2 separate regions of the Homo sapiens genome follow, and region 1 is linked to region 2. Evidence: chromatin loops called from intact Hi-C (ENCODE). Cell type or tissue: body of pancreas. All regions are shown on one strand. Each heading gives the region's core, and the rest is flanking DNA. Links, peaks and the distances in the headings are about the cores only. Region 1 overlaps LINC01992 (long intergenic non-protein coding RNA 1992). Region 2 overlaps LINC01992 (long intergenic non-protein coding RNA 1992).

What was found. A loop is a pair of places that touch in the nucleus more often than their neighbours do. Peaks named below come from ENCODE experiments on the same cell type or tissue, not always from the same donor. Only the 100,000 strongest peaks of a DNase experiment are listed, where the experiment ranks them.
Region 1: a loop joins it to region 2, with 2.4 times the contacts of the local background. A loop is called at or near these places in 8 of 110 quality-filtered maps.

What each region holds. Positions count from the first base shown.
Region 1 is chr17:27,939,029-27,941,945 of GRCh38, forward strand. The region is part of intron 2 of LINC01992 (long intergenic non-protein coding RNA 1992); the gene reads right to left. Among named protein-coding and RNA genes, the nearest start is that of LYRM9, 47 kb to the left of the region's middle. In body of pancreas, for the core only: no CTCF peak of the experiment used is centred there; a DNase peak (open chromatin) is centred at 1,703.
Region 2 is chr17:27,983,433-27,986,349 of GRCh38, forward strand. The region is part of intron 2 of LINC01992 (long intergenic non-protein coding RNA 1992); the gene reads right to left. Among named protein-coding and RNA genes, the nearest start is that of LINC01992, 6.8 kb to the right of the region's middle. In body of pancreas, for the core only: no CTCF peak of the experiment used is centred there; no DNase peak of the experiment used is centred there.

The DNA.
Region 1 (2,917 bases), core at 178-2,677, 44 kb before region 2:
TTTGGGCATGTCACTTAACCTCTCTGTGTCTCAGTTTTCTCATCTGTAAAGTGAGGATAATAGCACCTGCCTCATAGGATTGAGGATTGTGATGAGGATTAAATGAGTTAGTATTTGTAAAGCAATTGGAATAGTGAATGATACGTAGCAAGCACTTAAAAGTGCACTGTGAACACAGTAGGGGGCCCAATAAATGCTTGCAGAGTGGGTGAAGGTACAAAGCTGGGAGCAAGTCCCACTACTGTCCAGACTTTCACCCCCAGCCACTCCATCTCTCAGGGCAGATCCTCCTGCCTTGGGGTCTGCTGTTTTGGAGATATTTTCCCAGAAAGCTGGCAGCTGGGCAGCGATGAGTGCCCCCCACCTATGATTAAGATGGCATAACCCTAGATGGCATCATTAGAGCACCATTTTTCCCTACAAACTGATGAGAAATCCATAGGGGTGAATTCTGGGGGCCCATCAAGGCACTCCTGGAATAAATGATCTACATGTGCCATGATCATCTGTATGACGATTTCAGGCTGTTTTATCCCCAGCCTGTGACTTTTCACGCTTCCTAAACTGTATAAAAATGAACTGCAATCAGGCTGATCTATAGATAGACAGTTCCTGTTTCTGAGCATGCTGAATGAGGGTGGGTGTGTTGATACATTTGCATAAAGCTGATGGATGTAGAAGGCTATGGTTTTTTGGTTTTGTTTTTGTTTTTTTTGAGGGGTTGGGGTGTCCTTTTGGAAGTGGAGCCAGAGAAGAGGTAAAATTAAGGAAAGTAAAAATAGGGCAGACTCATAGCTTTTTCATATGAAAATGAAGGAGGCAGTAGCTACAAGATAGTTTACTGATGCTCTGTCTGCAAGGAAAAAATGGGCTGGTTTGAAAAGCAAAACAAAACTGACCAACAGGTGACTGGGAGGGATGGGGAAAGGGGTGTGATCTGTCTTTCCTGTCTGCCTCCTCTCTGCTTTTTTCATGTATACACGTAAGGGAAAGATGTAATAGTCTCTGTTTTCTATGTACAGGGATATTTAGATATGCAAATGAGCACAGCCTGTTAATGAGCTGAGGGTGATTACACTGCAGGGAGCTGCCAGCCCCTGCTGAACAATAGGTGAAGAGACACCAGGTGTCTGTGAAGGGGGAAGGGGACCTCCCCACCCCTGCCTCTGTGCCTCTGACCTGTCTGCAGAATGAAACTGTTAGGCCAAGTTCTTATGCTCCTTCTAGCTCCCAGATCCTGAATCTAATGAGTTAAGGTGAGCAGCGGGAGACCAGGTAAGCCCTGGGGCTCATCAGGGAACTGATGAGCAGGTAAGCTCCGGAGGCTCCCGAACCTTACCTGGGCCGGGAAGGGTGATGGGCAGCCAGTGAAGCATGAAGCTGCCTCAGATGGGCAGGACCACTTGGCAAGTGCTATGGAATTGGGGTGGGAGAAGCAGGACCCTATGGAGTGAGCAGGTCATGCTGCGTCTCTTTGGGCAGCATTTGGTCACAAGATGGTGACTGGGCACCTGTGTGCTTATCAGAAGTCACGGCAAAGTTTTGCAATGAGAAACAGGAAATGAAGGAGTCCGCTTTTAATTTCTAGGGAGAGATGCTCAGTATTAGTAAAAAGGACGTGGACTTTGGAGTTGTACACATCTGAGTTTGTTGGGCTAGACACATTGGACATGTTATACCCATGAACCCTGGCTGACAAGGTGCCAGCCACACAGCCAATCTCCCCTACTGATAAGATAAAGGACTTGGCCTATCACATATGACTCTCCTGACAACCACTTGATGGTTACCTAGCGAAGGAGGTAATTAACAAAGAATCTTACAAGAAACTCGTGTTGCTCGGGCAAATGCCCGGCCTGGACATCCCAGGTCCAGAGGAGTGGAAAGAACCCAGCCAGTTCCAACGGGATCTGCAACGTACTTTCTGACCTGTTGTTCTGACGGCAACAGAGCAGGACACTGTCATCGCCTGCCAGCCTCCAAGTCTCTGTGACACTGTCTCAAAACAGTCTAAAGCTTTAAGTCCCCTCAAACCTCCCACATCTGCCATGTGGCTGGATCACTCCAAAATCAGGACATGTCCCTAACCTTCTATTAAGGGCATTCGACTTTATACCATGTCACTGAGCATCACTCAATCCTGCCTATAAATATGGATGCTATGCTAACAAGACTTATTGCTGATTTAATGGCAGTGAGTACAGGCTGGTGTGCTGCACACATACACAGAGAATGGTATTGAAAAATGGGAATGATAATTAGAGTTTAATAAATGGTAATTTGCTCCTTGCTGCTGTGTGTGACAGGGGTTGGGGAGGGATGAAATAGAGGGGCCCTTCCAGAAAGTGAAATGTGGATAGAACGTATGCCATGACAGCTTTATTTTAATTTTCACATTGCCCAGGATTGAAGTTAATGCTCATTTACCTACAGATCCTTTTCCCTGGAAATCACCTCTTGTGGAACATGAGTGGAGAAGACAATTAGACAAGAAATATTTATCACTGGGACCAAATTTTAACTAGAGTCATAGAATGAAGAGGTCAGGGCTCCAGAGACAAAGTGAAGCAGAGAATTAAAATAATTATCTGGATCATTCAGGGGAAATAAAATCATTGTTTTTGCTTGAGTGAGTGTCTGAATGATCTAAATAATTGTCCCCACCCTTTGTTTTGGTCTGGTAGTGAAGACCTGGCCAATCGATCCAGTAGCAAAGGATGGAAGTTGGAAGTTTGTGGCGAGAAAGGACAGGAAGGCTGAGTAAGCCTGAATCCCCCTGGTCCTGCAGGCCTGAGCATTGGGCAGAGGCTGGCCCAGTCCAGAGCTTGGGCTGGAGAGGGAAGGATGGTATTCCTGGAAGCTAGAGACCAGAAAGTAAGCAACGCTGAAAGTCGCATGGGAAACCAAGGTCGACAAA
Region 2 (2,917 bases), core at 258-2,757:
ACCCTACAGCTCTTGCCAACTTGCTGGCAAAAATGGAGAAGGGTCTTTTGCTCGCACGGAAGCTGGACTTGTAGTGAACCCCTCTAGAATTCCATGTAATTAGAAACAGAGGGCACCAGTTCAGGAAGAAAGAAGCAGGTAAAGGAGAAGGCACAGGGGCCCAGAGCTTTCACTAGGCAGGAAAGAGAGACAGGCAGCAGGATCCTGTCCACAAGCAGCCATCCCAGAGCCATTTTCTAGAAGGGACACCCCCTACGCAGAGCCCCTGACACTGCTGTCCTGAGCCTGAAGCCCGTCTAAGGCTTCTCTTCCCTGCATATTGAGAAGGGGGCTGGAGAAACATCCTGGGGCTCTGCAGAGATGAAAGTCACGGCACACCCTCAAAGCCTTTCTCATTTTAAGCATTAGATCACTTTGTATCAGAGCCACTTGGAGATGAGAAAGTGGGAGTCCGCCTTGGGGCAATGGTATCTGAGTCTGAGTCCAAAAATGTTTGCCTATAGATGTAAAGAAAAGCCCAGATTATTAGAAACAACATAGCAATTAAGACAAAAGATTAGGAAATTCAGGCCTGTTTCAAGTTCCAGCTCTAACACTTACTAGGTCCATAGCTTTGAGTGATCATCCTAATCTGGTGCCTCAGTTTTATCTTCTGTAAAATGGGGCTAATAATACCTACCTCATAGGATTTAGGGAATTAAATAAGAAATATATGTACAGAGCTGAGATAGGGTCTAGCATAGAGTAAGTGGTTAATGAGTAGTAAGTACTTATTATTATATGTGGTGGTTTTAAATTCCTAAAAGACAAAAAAAACATACATTCAGTTGACCATGTGTATGTGGAATGGGCAATGTGCGCATACTTACATATAAACATGCATTTATACGTATTTCCCCAGGCACATCCCTGAAAAACCAGTATATACTCAGACATTCCCTTGAATCAAAATCGAGTCTATTCCACTTCCTCCTCAGTCCAGTGAGGTGTTCAAGACATCAATTATTATCCCCATTTTAGACATCAGGACCCCAAGGGACTTAGCAGCATCTAAGTAGCCTGCTCAAAGATTCAAGGCTAATCCAATGTCCTCCGTACTCTTTTCTTAGCCTTCCTGACAATTTGTGTTCACTGCCCCCTCTAATTCTCTGTCCAAGCTAAAAGACCGTGAATTCCACACACACACCTCCCCCCCGCACCCCCCCCCCCCCCCGGCTGCCGGCAAATGCAGCCTGATTATCGGAAGGAGATGCCTGAGAAGAGTGAAAGGAAAAAAGAAAGAAGATAGAGGGAGATGGGGTAAAGGGACATGTGGCCTCGTTCTTCACTGTCCCAAATTCCCTTTTCAAGGGCATAAGCCTGCACCCACCTCTTCCAACCGCCCCCTCCATCCTTGTCTCTGCCCCTGTGTCCCTGTCTTGTCCTCCCAAGGGCTACAGCAATATTTCAAATGTTCCTCCCACAGCTGGGTGCCTGCGCTGGTTTCTGGGCTCCTGGCATCCTGAAGCCCCACCCTGATGCTGGCTCCACACGTGCCTGTGCACATTCAGGGCTGTGAAGGGTCAGTGGGCCACGTGAAATTCCAGGAAGGAACAAGGCTTCAGGGGTGCTGTCCTTGGCTGGTTCCTACAGCACTTCCTTCCTTGTACCCCGCAGAGCCTTTGGCATGTAGAGTCACGTGTTCATCTAAGTACCACTGATGGTTTTGATTTTCTACCTGAAGAGTGCACAGAAGCTGGCCTTGGACAATAAAAGCAAAGGCAAAGGTGCCCGGAAGGAAGGATCAGTGTGAGGAGGGTATGGAATGGTGCATGCAAAGTACCAGCACAGCGCCTGGCACAGTGTAGACTCCTCACACAGAGGGCTCTCCTCCCTGCCCCCAAGGAGATCTCAGAGGCCCCCCTCCTGCCAAAGCGGCATTTCAACTCCTCGCATACACTTGGGCTTCAGTCCATTACACAAGGAAATTTGGCTTCATTTATATAAAGGGGCTAATTACCACATGAGACATAATTACAAGACAGGAAATGGATTTATAGATGCCGTCAGTGGGAGGGGAAGTTGCAGCGGCTGCTTGGACTGCTCCGTGCTCCTAAGGGGCTAAAGCTGTCCCCAGCGGACAGGATTCTTGCCCTGGGAGTTCTTGCTTTGCTGAGAAATGTGCTCTTAGAGAGGTCGGCAGTACTACAGATTTCTGGAAATCAAATCTAGTTCTGTCTCTGAATTTGTTCCACAATTGGCAATGTATTCCCACAGGTTCTCTTCACACAATAAAAATCATACTTAAGAATGTAGTTAGTCTTAAACATTAAAAGAGAAAGATAAGTCTTATGATAGATTCCAAAACTAGCCCAAAGGAGAAATGCTGGGTAGAAACTGTACAGCACTAGTATCTGCTCTTCTTTGAGGTTAGATGAACCCTGAGAAAGAGCTATATTTGCCAGACACGGTGGTGTGCACCTGTAGTCTCAGCTACTTAGGGGGCTGATCGCTTGAGCTGAGGCATTCAAGGCCAGCCTGGGCAGCACCCTTTCTAAAAGGGGGGAAAAAGAGCTATATGCCTGCTAATTGACCTAATAAATAGTCCCTTATGATTTCATTTTTCACCTTAAAACCATATATCTTAATTTAGACACACATACACACACAGAAACAGACAATAGGCAGAAGTGAAAAGGCCCTTCCTCATTGATAACCAAAGATAAGCAAATTAGTACTAGCTAATATGTGGGGAGCACACTCTGTGCCAAGCACTGAGCTTTGCTGTCTTATTTGTTCATCTTCACAACAGTCCCATGAGGAGGGTGCAGTCATAATCCTCAATTGATAGCTAAGGAACTGAGACTTAGGAAGGTCAACCAAGGTGGCCAAGTCCATACTGTAAATGCCAGAACAAGCGTTTGCACACCACTTGTCT